3 separate regions of the Mus musculus genome follow, and all the other regions are linked to region 1. The links are chromatin contacts, found by Hi-C or POLR2A ChIA-PET in ENCODE. All regions are on one chromosome and are shown on one strand. Each heading gives the region's core, a stretch centred on a gene start or an enhancer-like site at or near the end of the contact. The rest is flanking DNA. Distances are from core to core; before and after follow the strand shown.

What was found. Hi-C counts contacts between places; a loop is a spot of excess contacts on that map. ChIA-PET counts read pairs that join two places held with the same protein, here RNA polymerase II (POLR2A).
Region 2: POLR2A ChIA-PET joins it to region 1 with 33 read pairs in embryonic stem cell. The contact joins the promoter of B3galt4 here to the promoter of Kifc1 in region 1. POLR2A ChIA-PET finds 5 or more read pairs at or near these places in 4 of 5 experiments (Patski and embryonic stem cell).
Region 3: a map of heart shows a loop between it and region 1 (4-fold over the local background). The contact joins the promoter of Cd320 here to the promoter of Kifc1 in region 1. A Hi-C loop is called at or near these places in 5 of 37 maps with a recorded cell type or tissue (T-helper 17 cell, T-helper 2 cell, heart and 1 more). POLR2A ChIA-PET finds 5 or more read pairs at or near these places in 2 of 5 experiments (Patski and embryonic stem cell).

The regions. Positions count from the first base shown.
Region 1 is chr17:33,888,766-33,893,274 of GRCm38, forward strand. It overlaps Kifc1 (kinesin family member C1), which reads right to left and starts at 1,868. Exons shown (of 11, transcript NM_001195298.1): 1 at 1,713-1,868. The coding sequence starts at 1,730. It also overlaps a transcript of Smim40 not described here.
Region 2 is chr17:33,948,738-33,953,246 of GRCm38, forward strand. B3galt4 (UDP-Gal:betaGlcNAc beta 1,3-galactosyltransferase, polypeptide 4) reads right to left here and starts at 2,751. Exons shown (of 1, transcript NM_019420.2): 1 at 1,175-2,751. The coding sequence starts at 2,525. The coding sequence ends at 1,410. It overlaps Rps18 (ribosomal protein S18), which reads right to left. Exons shown (of 5, transcript NM_011296.3): 3 at 3,666-3,854; 4 at 3,484-3,575; 5 at 3,261-3,381. The coding sequence ends at 3,306. Wdr46 (WD repeat domain 46) reads left to right here. Exons shown (of 15, transcript NM_020603.2): 13 at 99-194; 14 at 336-449; 15 at 541-958. The coding sequence ends at 678.
Region 3 is chr17:33,841,088-33,845,596 of GRCm38, forward strand. Cd320 (CD320 antigen) reads left to right here and starts at 2,004. Exons shown (of 5, transcript NM_019421.3): 1 at 2,004-2,204. The coding sequence starts at 2,084.

The DNA of each region.
Region 1 (4,509 bases), core at 618-3,117:
CTCTGGAGGCAGAAGCAGTGGGTACACCAGTTCTAGCCAGTTCTAGACTAGCCAGAGTAACATGGTAAGACCCTATTTCAAAATACAAAAAACCCAACTTTATTACTGAGTAATTGAAAAGCACTACCTTTTATGTTTTTCATGCTTTTTCTGGACAACTCTAACCAGTATAAATCTCTCTCTCCCTGCCGAAAGGGAGACACAAGGACCTCTTCTCTCAGACACACTTAACACACAGTACAGCTGGGCACTGATGGCGCACACCTTTAACCCCAGCACTCGGGAGGCAGAGGCAGGCAGATCTCTGAGTTCTAAGCCAGCCTGGTCTACAGAGTGAGTTCTAGGACAGCCAGGGTTACACAGGGAAAACAGCTACCACCACCACAAAACAACAACAAACAAACCACAAAACAACAACAACAAACAAACAAAACAACAACAACAAATCAGCAAGCAAACCCTGCTATTCTTGGGCATGCTACCAGCTTCAGGTTACTAGGTCAAATTTATATTGGTTTTTTTTTTTTTTTTTGAGACAATGTATCACTGGCCTGAATCTCCAAGCTCTGGTCTGAGCCTCCACACAGGTGACCTCAGGTGCACAACTGACTTCAGGATGGTTCGTTGCTTTTGGTTCAGGGGACTATAGACCCAGGTGTTTCTTGGATGCTCGCCTAGCACTGCACCACAGACCTCTTCCTTCCAGTTTTAACTCTCCATACCTTAGTTAATGTTGTTCCTCCTAGCTTTCTTCTTCCCCTTCCATCTGCTTGAACCTTTACTGTCCTTCACTCCCTCCCAATAGAGATACAAATTGTATTATGTCTGTCTCCCCAGGGAGTGTCAGCTCACTGGTAGCTAGGACTCCTGTCTCCTACATAAGTACAGCTGTGCAGGGCCAGAAGATGCTTGGCAAATACTGCAGGAACAAATCTGAGAAAAACTATTTTACTTTTTAACTGTCACCTGTCACAGTGCAGTGCTCTCCCTTTTGGCTGTGAGTATACCAGAAAGTCTCTTCAAGCTGAACACCGACTGTGAGTCAGTCTAGACTGAAATGCTGGTAAACAAAGAATGCAGGCCGGTCTTTCCTGACACCAGAGAGATCAGTCCATTAATTGCCACACACATACGCCTCAGATGCTTGTGGTGAAGAAGGGCACCCCCATAAACTAGTCAGCAGTCCAAATGAGCAAAAGGAAGAGGCAGGCGAGGGAATAAGGATCCTCTGGGCCGATGCCCCCATTTCTCCTCTCCCCTTCCTCTATCCCGATCCAGCAGCAACACAACAGGTCATCAGCAAGAAAGGTACTTTGCGGACAAGCGACAAGGCCTCTTTCAGAACCCTCGCTTCTCCCACAAGGCGATCTGTAAGAACTGAGAAGCACAAACATGTCGAATCCGCTTGAGAATTCGAAATGGGAAATGCTGGAGGGGGATAAGGGACACGGGATGGTCGCGCCTGCACGACTGGAATGGCGGGCCAACGTCGCTGCGACTGTCCTGGGACCTCGCCGTGTGTGTGTGTGTGTGTGTGTGTGTGTGTGTGTGTGTGTTGCCCTCACTGACTCGGCCGCTGGTGTCCTGGGCGCGAGGCGGTGCGACCCTCCCCTGCAGGACGGCTTGCCCCGACCTGTCCCCGGGACGCGGGTCTCCGGGCGGCCGGCCTGCGTCCTCCGATCTTGGCGCGAGGTCGTCTCCGCCGCACTCACCTGCGCCTGCACGTCCATGGTGGTCCGCACAGAAAGGGTGCAAAGGCAGCAGGCAGGACGATGAGACCCGCGTCCTCTCAAGGGCTCGCGCCGCAAAACGCCGAAGCCAGGCTGTCCAGGAGCCAGGCCAATCAGCCACACCCGCCACTTTTGAATTTCAACCTCCGCGCAGTCAACGCACTTCAATCCGCAGAGGCCAATCCGCGCCGGCGCCGCGGTCGCGAGCCAATCACGGTGCCCTCCGCCTCCGGGGCCACGCCCCCTGAGTCGCGACTCTTCTAGTCCGCTAGAGCACCAGAACTAGACCCCTTGGATCCTACTTCCGGATCCGCTCTTCCTCTTTTCTCCCTCTCCCCCTCCCGAGCGCCGAGCGCGGCTTCCTGAGGTCTCTGGTTGCGTCAGAAGTGCGCTTGTGTGGAGGAGTGGCGTGGGGGAGGCAATACGCATGTGCCTGAGCGGGGTCGGGGCGGAGCGAGCGCCACCTAGCGGATACTGCTGAACTTGCACACCTCCTCGCCAACCCTGTAGACTGGAGACTGTTACACCGAGGTCGCTCTTGGTCCACTTTCTCAGGTCCGAAAAGTGGAAGCTGGTTGATGGCGCTGACCTGTCCTCAAAGAAGAAAAAGTGGAACCCATATCTGGAGATGTAATAAAGTCATAAATCTAGAGTAGGGCCGGGAGGATAGCAAACTGGTTATCCCTGAAACTCATATAATGTGGAAGGTGAGAACTAATTCGCCACAAAGTTTTCTGTGCCCCTCCTGCCTCCAATATTATATATTATACATAAACAATATGTATTATATACATAAACATATATCTTTACACATATAAATAATACCCAATAGTACGTATTATATATATAAGCATATATATATATATATATATATATATATATATAAAACACATAAATTACATATATATTTATTTTGTTTTTTCGAGATTGGGTTTCTCTGTGTAGCCCTGACTGTCTTGGAATTCTATTTGTAGAACAGGCTGGCCTTGAACTCAGAGATGCTAGGGCTACCCTGTGCCACCATGCCCAGGTCAATAAACAATCTTTTAGATTAAAAAATCAAAACAAAACTAGAAGCCAGGCTTGGTGGCACACGCCTTTAATCCCAGTTCCCAGTACTCAGAATGCAGAGGCAGACAGATCTCTTGAGTTCAAGGCCAACCAGGTCTACAAAGTAAATTCCAGGGCAGCCAGGCTCTGTAGAGAGACCCTGTCTTAAATAAATAAAGAAACACACACACACACATACATACATACATAACTGGATAAATAAATAGTATGTTTCTTTTTTTTTTTTTTTTTTTTTTGGTTTTTTGAGACAGGGTTTCTCTGTGTAGCCCTGGCTGTCCTGGAACTCACTCTGTAGACCAGGCTGGCCTCGAACTCAGAAATCTGCCTGCCTCTGCCTCCCGAGTGCTGGGATTAAAGGCGTGCGCAACCACACCCAGCAGTTTCTTTTTTTTTTTAAAGATTTATTATATGTAAGTACACTGTAGCTGTCCTCAGACACTCCAGAAGAGGGCGCCAGATCTCATTACGGATGGTTTTGAGCCACCATGTGGTTGCTGGGATTTGAACTCAGGACCTTTGGAATAGCAGTCAGTGCTCTTAACCACTGAGCCATCTCTCCAGCCCAAATAGTATGTTTCTTGACACCAAACTCTAAATCTACAGCCCCCAAAGACCTTACTTGAGATGTTTCCAAGTCTACAAATGTTAATGGGGGGACACTAGAAAATTTCTGGTTATAATTCGCCAAACTGGTTATAATTTTAAACTAGACAGTATTTCCCTAGTGACTTTCTAGAAAAAAAGCAAAAGTTTTAGTGTGTGACAAAATGTGAGTTTGTCTTCTACTGAAACCTGTTTTGGGAGTTTATCTTTCTTGGCATGAAGCCTGACAGCAAGGTAAACCAACCTGTGAGATTTTACACATGGGATGGACTGACCTGGCCCCTGCAGCCTTGGGATAGGAGCTGGCTCAGGAAGGACGGCCTGCTGCTGCTAAACTGTCTGATGCAGCCAAAGCTCCATCACAGAGCTCAGAGAAGGATACATTTGGACAACAAAGGGAAAACAAATATCTTCCTTATGTATCAATTAGAATAACAGAGGCTTACCAGAGCAAGACGAAATCCTCACAGGAGGTGATCTCAGTGGCTTCGTTGGGGGCTAGGTCAGTCTTCAGCTGGCTGGCAGAGCAGTCCCGGATTGCAGCAGCCACACCCAGAAGATCTGAAAGATTTTTCTGCAGAGAAGGAATTTGGGAGAACGACTCACCTCGGTGAAACAGTCAACCCAATGTTGTTCTTAAATTGCGCAGGTCCTGCCAGCAGGCAGTTCTTTGCCCAGTGGTCAGTAGTACCACACTTGAAGCGAGCTCCAGGGGAGTGAGTTGCCGCAAATCTTTGGAGACAGCCTCCTGCTGCTATCAGGAGCTGGTATTTGTGGTCAGGGGGAGCCTTTTTCATTAAACACCATAAATGCAATAGTCAGCAGATCTCTGAGGGGTTTGAGAGGCAATATGTAATCCTTCTATTAGGCAGACCCGATTTTAAACAAATACTTGTTTTAGTTATTTGCTTTAGGCTTAACCTTGCCAATAGTCAGGGTTTGTATATGCTTGGCCCAGGGAGTGTCACTACTTGGAGGTGTGGCCTTGTTGGGTTAGGTGTGTCATTGTGGGTGTGGGCTTTAAGACCCTACTCCTAGCTGCCTGTCAGTATGGCACTAGCAGCCTTCAGATGAAGATGCAGAACTCTCAGATCCTTCTGCAGCA
Region 2 (4,509 bases), core at 1,501-4,000, 61 kb after region 1:
GTGAGCTGTGCTGGAGCCCGGCCCTCCCTGGCTCCCATCCCTTTCTGGTGTCACCTCCCCGTGGCTCCTTACACATCGCTGTCCTGTGACCCTCGCAGGTACCTGCAGAGCTCATTTGTTTGAACCCCCGAGCCCTGGCAGAGGTGGATGTGGTCACTCTGGAGCAGCAGAAGAAGGAGCGGATAGAGAGACTGGTATGGAGCCACCTGCTATGTGCGCAGCCCGAGTGTCCAGCCCTCGCCTCTATACCCCACCCCATCCTGAAGTGCAGCGCAGGATATAGGTGCTGCCAGGGCACTGGGCCTGCTGTTGACCTCCTTCATGTCCCATGCCAGGGCTATGATCCAGACGCCAAGGCTGCCTTTCAGCCCAAGGCCAAGCAGAAGGGCCGAAGCTCTACGGCGAGCCTAGTGAAGAGGAAGAAGAAGGTCATGGACCAGGAGCACAGGGTATGTGAGCTCGGGCGGGTGTTGGCATGCACGCCTGCAGCCTTATCAGCCTATGCTCAGTGCCTTACGCTCCTTTCCCACCTTGTTCCAGGACAAAGTCCGGCAGAGCCTTGAGCAGCAGCAGCAGAAGAAAAAGCAGGATATGGCCATGCCTCCTGGAGCCCGTCCCTCTGCACTGGATAGATTTGTACGACGAGCCAGAGAAGGCGGTCTCCAAGTTGACCCTTAGGGGCCAGAGTGCTCAGTGGGCAAAGGCACTTGATGCCAAACTTGAGTTCAGTTCCCAGAAAACACGTTTGGCAGGAGAAAACACACAAGTGTCTTTTTACCTTTCCATGCCCACATGGGGCAGCGCGCACACACACACACACACACACACACACACACACACACACATATATAAAGGGAACACAAAGATCCATAGGGAAATTGTCCCATGTGCCTTACATCTTAACTGGGTAGGAGCAGACAGCTCCTTGGGTGTGTGGGCATTAAACAAGGTTTCTGGAGACGTGTCTGGACCATCCTGTAGGTCTGCTCTTCCCTGTGTGGCTATTCTAGACTCAGCTCACTGCCCTGCCTGTCTCCCCACCACTGCCCAAGCCTTCACCCTAGAGGGGGGCGTTATCCCCATTGTGGTTGTCGCAAAGACCAACATGCAGCAGTACTGAAAGCTCTGGGCTCTCCAGGTGTGCTGGGGGCCTGGTGAAGACGCTGCACTTGAGGTAGAGAGACATGTTTATTGGACCCTTGTCCCTGCTTGTGAGTCCCCTTCCCGCCCTTGGCTTTATCCCTCCCCGGAGCTGGCAGGCCAGGGCCCAAGTTTATCTTGGTAAACTTGGTTGGTTGCAGCTTCAGAGTTTGCTGTGAGAAAATGGAGGAACTAGATCACCACAGGGATCTGCAGCCTCTGCACCAACTTTGGGGAAAGGTCTCTGAGGTGCTGTTTTCTGTGGGTTCTCAGCTACTGAACCAGGCTATGAACCGGCACCTCAAGGTACCCAGAAATCCCTGGAGCCAGGAGCAAAAGGGTGCAGTCCTCTCCCCATTCATGCCGCTCACCAGCTTCCAAGCTTCCTGCATTTGCCAGGGATCCACCTTGTGGGATGTCAGCAGGAACTTCCCGTAACAGCACCGATCCAAGGGGTAGTGGGTAGCACCAGCCAATTTGACACAGTGTGTGGGGGCAAGGCCCCCTCGCCTTGCACTTACTCCCACAAAGACATCCTCTAGAGGTAGAGGTGGGGCCCGGCTGGCCACCTTCAGGATGAGCTGCACAGCAGAGATGGACAGTACATATCCTGTGCCCGAGGCATAGGGTGGAAAAGGACCCCAGTTTTCCGGCCACAGTTCTTCTGACACATGGTGCCGGGACTCTGGTGTCCGAGTGGGTCTCACCCTCCAGTGCACCCTGCCTAAATACAGAAGGGGCACTGCCTGGCCTCTGTGCTCTTCATGGATAGCTGTTGTCTCTTCCTGGGCCTCTTTGCCCTTCTGCCATTGCTCCGAAGGCCCCCCTCTTTGTATCAGCTCTGACACCAGCTCTGGGACGTTGACATACACGTCATCATCCGTCTTGAGGATGTAGCGGGCCATAGGACAGTATTTGTTCACCCAGTTCAGTCCACTGAGGGTCTTGAGGGTGAGGTTGCGGTAGGAATCCTGGAAGGAGGCCTGCAAGATATCCCTGTGTGCTGCTGACTCTGAGGACAGGTCAGCAAGCTGCTGTCTTCTAGGTTTTCCCAGGAGGAAGAGCGTCTGCACTCTGAAACCCCGGGCTTCGCGGATGGCACCCCAAGATGCCCGAATGGCGTTTCTCTGGTTCAGGTGCTCCGGGGCCGTACACACCAGGATGAGCAGGAAGGGAGGGGGTCCGGAGCCACCACAGGCATGAGAGTTAGAAATCAAGAGGCGGGGCAGGGCGAGGGGCGGTCCTGGCGAGGCTGGGGCCGGCAGCAGGGATGCCAGGGACAGGCTCAGCAGCTCCTCCCCCAAGCCTGAAGGTCCAAACAGGGTCCAGATGATCACCAGTAGTAGGACCGCCAGGAGGACGCGCCGGAAGAGGCTGAGGGGCATGGCGTGCCGCAGAGACCTGTGGGCACAGCTGTTAGAGCGTGGGGAGGTGGGAGGACGGCTTTAACCAGCTGCTGCTGAGGAGACGCGGTGACCCATGCGCGGGGCTCTGGCGCATCACAGATGCTGTTCTCCAGATGCTGTCGTGCAATGCGGCCCTGGCCCACCACAGCTGGCCCCGGAAGGCTTCGTTTCCCTAGCTAGCGTGCACGCGGAACTCCGCTCCATCCCGCCCCTCCCCGCACCTTCCCATCATGCCTCTCTAGGCCGGAAGCCGACAAGCGGCGTGCATTTCACATAGGTCCAGCCCTTCCCGGTCCGTCCCTACTGTAAAGCACGCGGAATACCAGGCTGCTTTTCTAGAGCAGCCAGCATCTGCTGTTAACTCACCCGAGCAGCAGCATCTGGCGGAGCTGTAGCCACTTCACAACAGCTTAGCACGGCTACGGCAGGAGACTCAATTGAAGCCTGCCCAAGCTTCCCCTGGAGGTTTTCAACACCGGCTGCCCCACCTTTAACAGTGGTTGCCGCCCAGTTTGCTGCACCTAAGGCAGTCTCCTTGTGAACACCCAACAGAAAGGGAGGAGCAAACACCAGCAGGAGCCTATGAGGGACATTTCCGTTCAAGTGCACCAAGAGCACTGTACCCAGAAGGCACCTGCAGCCAGATTAAACTACCAGAGCTCAGGATCGCTGTGGCATTAAGTACTATCAGATGGAAGACAAACTGAGACGGAGGTCATAGGTATATAAACTATTTATTAACAGCAAAGGCCCAGAGACTCATTTCTTCTTGGATACACCCACAGTTCGGCCCCTGCGGCCAGTGGTCTTGGTGTGCTGACCGCGGACACGAAGGCTGCAGAAGAAAAAGATACAGGTCACAGAGCAGCAGGAGGCGAGCCGGTGGACTGTGCAGCCTGATTGGGAGTGGGCAGCTTAAGCCTCATCACCCACTTACCCCCAAAAGTGGCGCAGCCCTCTATGGGCTCGAATTTTCTTCAGCCTCTCCAGGTCCTCACGCAGCTTGTTGTCTAGACCGTTGGCCAGAACCTAGATTTTGAGACAGGGGAGACAACTTTATCTCCTGATTCTGCACCCAGTTTTAACGGACAACCCGTGTCCACCAGTCCCCTAACACACCTGGCTGTACTTCCCATCCTTCACATCCTTCTGTCTGTTCAGGAACCAGTCTGGGATCTTGTACTGTCGTGGGTTCTGCATGATGGTGATCACTCGCTCCACCTCATCCTCCGTGAGTTCTCCAGCCCTCTTGGTGAGGTCGATGTCTGCTTTCCTCAACACCACATGAGCATATCTCCGCCCCACGCCCTGAGGTCAAAAGTTTGGGCTATTAGACTTTTGTTTTTAAAGATCTGAGTACAGAGTTTTCAGAGATACCAGAGGGTATCAGAATCCATTACAGATGGTTGTGAGCCACCATGTGGTCACTGGGAGCCTCTGGAAGAAGTCATAGCTTTTAACAGCTGGATTCTCTCTCTAGCCCAGTCTATTTGTGTCTTATGTTTGCCTGCATTGTATGTCTGTGTGTCTGTGGCACACTGACCAGAGGCCAGAAGGCGCTGATGTTCTGGAACTGGAGTTAATGGTTGTTGAGTGTTGGGTCATTGAACCTGGATCCTCTGGAAGAGCAGCTAATGCTCTAACAGCCAAGCCACCTCTCCAGCCCCCTCACACACACCCTATTACTCAAAAGCAGAGGGGCTGTGCAGATGTTATCCCAGCTCCCTGAACTCGGGACTGCTATGGCCAGCCTAAGTTAGAGATCCTGTCATTTTTCAGATCACTTTCCAGAGACAAAGCCTGCCTACTAACTGAAGGGAACGCTGTTCGGGCCACACTGGACATGTGTCACAAACTCAACAAAAGCAGCACAGATGAACAAAGTCAAACCTTTAACAGGTTTTTTGAGCCCCAAGAGTGGGTGTGACTTTGTGACTACCAGAATTAGCGGGGAGGGGGAAGT
Region 3 (4,509 bases), core at 754-3,253, 48 kb before region 1:
ACCTTGGCCTCCTGCACTCTTGCTGTCTCTGATTATCATGGAGTTATTAACTTTAACAGGGAGGACATTCCTTGAAGGAGGAATGTAATATACATAGTTATACAAACAAGCCTTAAGCTCTGCACTCATGGAGGCCTATGCCTGATGGCCGTGTCCCAGGGGCAGGTAGCACCCTACCAAGATCCTGATCCTCAAAAGTAGGATGATCTGGGGGGTGGGTATGGGGGACCTTTGGGATAGCATTGAAAATGTAAACGAGGAAAATACCTAATTTAAAAAAAAAATGGGAATGGGTGGGGGGAGGGGGGGACTTTTGGGATAGCATTGGAAATGTAATTGAGGAAAATACATAATAAAAAAAAAAAAAGAGGAAAAAAAAATGTAGGATGATCCCCACCCTCCCCTGGGCTGTCTTACTTACCTCTGTCTGCATCCCTCTCTGCCTGAATACCATTGCCTTCTCCAGAAATTGGTGAGGCTTACACAGTACACTCCAAAAGTAGTCATAACCTCTAACATTTACGGTGGTAGAGAGGCCATCCATCCACAAGCAGCACCATTTGTGTGAAAGTCTGGACTTCTATGTAGCCTTCTGGTCTACATTCTGGGAAACTTAGCCATTTGAAGGTTAGTGACTTGCCTTCCAGCCTTGTTGGGAGGTAGTGTCATAGATTCTTTTTTTTTTTTTTTTTTTTTTTTTCTTTTTGGTTTTTCGAGACAGGGTTTCTCTGTGTAGCCCTGCTGTCCTGGAACTCACTTTGTAGACCAGGCTGGCCTTGAACTCAGAAATCCACCTGCCTCTGCCTCCCGAGTGCTGGGATTAAAGGCATGCGCCTCCACGCCCGGCCAGTGTCGTGGAATCTTAAGGTAGAGCTATGGAAAACGTAATGTGAAGAATAAAACACTAAGCTGGTACATGACTATATCCCCAATACTTCGGAGGCCAAAGCAAGAGAGAGGATCACTAGTTTCAGGCCAGCTTGGGTTACCTCAGACCAGCAGAAACCACAACATCACTAGCCACATTGGATAAGCTGACTCAATGCATTCAACTGTGGAAGTGGGATGAGAAAACCCAAGGCTGCCAATCTGTATCAATTACAATTAATACAATTGTAGTATCAATCTACCAGGCCCATGTTAGAATAAATGTTTCTCAAGTGTGTGAGAACTAGAAGTTAATGAGGTTGGGATGGGAACCAAGGAGATGGTCAGTCCAGGTTCGAAGCCAGTAACTGTTCACTCATTTGATCATTCCATCATTCCCTCACTATTTTCGCCATTCATCAAAGGAAACCAACATCCTGGTTCGCCTGCAGCTGGCATTCTAGGGGGCAATCAAGACAATAAAGCTAAAATAAGTAAAATCCTTAGGTGGCACAAAGGAGGGACCTGCTGGGGAGTGTTCACAGGGTGTGGCTGCCATATTCATTGGGACCATTGGGCAGTGATATTTGCAGTAGGCTACATGTGAAGTTTAGGTCAAAATTGCTAAGTTCATTTATATCCCTAGAAGGTTTATTTTTATTTTTGGTTTTTTGAGACAGGGTTTCTCTTTGTAGCCCCCGGTGTCCTGGAACTTACTCGGTAGACCAGGCTGGCCTGGAACTCAGAAATCTGCCTGTCTTTGCCTCCCAAGTGCTGGGATTTAAGGCGTACACCACCACTGTTCAGCAGAAGTTTATTATTTCAAGTTAATGTGGTTATTTTCATGGAACTGGGGATTAAACCTAGAGCCTCCTGAATACTACTAGGCAAGTGCTCTACTACTGAACTACTCCCCGAATTCCTGTTTTTTATTCTGAGGTAGGGTCTCCTTTAATAGCCTAGGTTGGCTTTGTTCTTCCTCAGCCTGTAGAATATCTGGGAGTTACAGGCCTAGGTCACCAAACACATTAGGTTTTACTGCTAGGAAGAAGCCAGGAGGAGCCCTAAAATCAAAGTACCCTTGTATTCGGGTACTTACGGTCGCAGGCTTGCTTGCGCCACTCCCCCCTGCCTTTGTGTGCGCGTGCGCGAGAATCAGCGCGTCCTTCTGACTGAGCGGCTGCGGCTGGAGCGGAGCAGTTCGGCTAGCTGTTGGATGGCGCGGGGCGGAGCTGGGCGGGCAGTGGCCCTGGGCCTGGTGCTGCGGCTCCTCTTTGGTCTCAGAACAGGCCTAGAGGCCGCTCCGGCTCCGGCCCATACCCGGGTCCAAGTCTCCGGTGAGTGAACCCCCGTTTCTACACCGCTTTTGATCCCGCCTCCACGCGCTGGCATCGCCTCACTATTGGCTGCGCCGCCCATCGGTCGTTGACACTCCCCCAGCACGCGTGTTTGGCTTTAGCGTGGGTAGAGTGGAGAGAATCGGCCCTCTGTGCGTGCAGAGGGGACCGCCACATGGGTGCCTTCTCCTGTGTTCTGCTCAGCTTCCTCCCTTATTCCTGCGCTGTCCCTAAGTCACCTCCAAGCCGTCCTTCAGCTCAATGTGGGCTGGAAGGCTTTTGTTTCTGATTTTGACCTCTCACCACGCAGGGCTGGTCACCCGGTACCTTCTTGCAGCAGGTATGCCTTCCCGAAACCTTCAGCCCTGAGGCTGCAGTTCTGTGGCTGTTCTTTCAGCACCCAGAGCTTCAGTTTTTCCTTGTATTCCTGCCTCAGAGAATGGAAGGAAGAGCCCTGGAGTGTATTTCCCCTGTGAACCCCAATCTTGGCCAGGAACCTGTCCCGGGCAGGACGAGGAGGCCCGATTGTGACCACTGGCCACTACTGACCATCCACTCTGTATGAGAATAGGTCTTAACTGTTTCAAGGTTTTTTTGGTTTGTTTGTTTTTGTTTCTGTTTTTAGGTTTTTATTATGTTTTGATTTTTTTTTTTTTTTTCCAAACAGGGTCTCACTTTATAGCTCTGGCTGTCTGCAACTTGCTATATAGACTAGGCTGGGCTTGAACTCCTAGAGATCCACCTCCCAAGTACTGGGATTAAAGGCAGGCACTAGTTCCCCTTTTTTTGAGACAGGGACTTACTATATAACACAGGCTGGACTGCTGTTTTCAACTTGTGCCTTAGGCTCCCCAGCACAGGGATTATTAGGTATGGACCATTGTATTTGGCTGTTTATGGATCTGTACCCATAAACTACCCCTCCTCCCACTTTCGGCTGTTTTGTAGCTCCAAGCAGTCTTCTTGTTCCAGCATCCCAGGAGCTGGACTTACTATTGAGCAACATTAAGTCTGGCCTTAGTATTCCTCTTTTACAGATGAGGACATAGACTGGGAGGAGGAATCATGGGTCATCCTGACTCCTGTCTGATTAATTGCCCCCAAGAGGTATAGGGTCTGCTCTGCTCTGGGCCCATTCCAAGAAAATACAGAGTCAGGAAGAGAAGGTCTGAGTTGGCAGGACTGTGAGTTGTTAGGCATGGAGAGGAGGCTATGCTGGGCAGGAAGGGGTGGTGGCCAGGGCTTGTATTCAGTTCTTCAGCTCTCTGGAGCTTCTGAACTGTGTGGTATGCAGGTATAATTGCGTTTGACTACAAGGAGAGGGAGGGAGGGGTCTTGGAGGCTCTGGCTCTGTGTGTGAGGTAGGAAGCTCTAAAGGCTCCCTCCTGTCTTTGTTCATTCCTTCCTGCTGGCCCAAGTACCAGGTCTCTTCACTGCCTGCCCCTCTTGATCAGCAAACAGCCCCGGCTTCCCTGGAAAGGCTTAGGTTTTATCTGGGTCAATGTGGACCCTCACATGACTTGTTCACACACTGTCAGGCACTAGACATGGCCATGAGGCCACGTCCCTGACTTTCACTGAGAGTGTTCAGTCAATAGGAATATGGATGTTACTAGTTAGGGACTGTTGTTTGTGGGAGGCAGAGCTTCCTGGGGAACATGAGACACTGCCCAAGATATAAACTAAGATCTGAAAGCTGAAGAAGAATCACACCTATAGAGTGGAAGGACAAGGTGGGCTGTGGCTGGGGTATATAGCTCAATGGTAGAATGTTTGCTTGATGTGCAAAACGGTCTAGACTCCTCTTCCTCTGAATACAGAGTGGAAGAAGGGCCCTTGGGTTGTGGAAGGCACGTGCAAAGGCCCTGTGATGAAAGCGAGTCAAGTCTCTTAGATAAACTACGAGGAGGAGGCCAGGATAGAGGGGTTTGATGGAGAAGGGAAGGATTTAGCCTTGGATGTGAGAGGACCTGGGTCCCGTGGGATAGTGGGTGATCAGAGTAGATAAGAGTGTGATATTCTGGCCTGGTGGAGATTCGGTACTAGGGGTCTAGTTCAGAGGTGACATATTTAGGTCAAGCTGAGTGTTTTCACCTGGGAAGAACTTGGGAGATGAGGGAATAGGTCTTGGCGAGTACACATGATCACCATGCTTTAAGTCAAGGTCTTCCTATATAACCCTAACTGGCCTGGAACACAGAGTCCTTCTGCCTCCAACCTCCTGCATACATATAATACCATGCCTGGCTTTTGAGCAGATTTACTACCCAGGCTCTCAGTTTCCCCTTTGCTAAGCAGGTGGGTT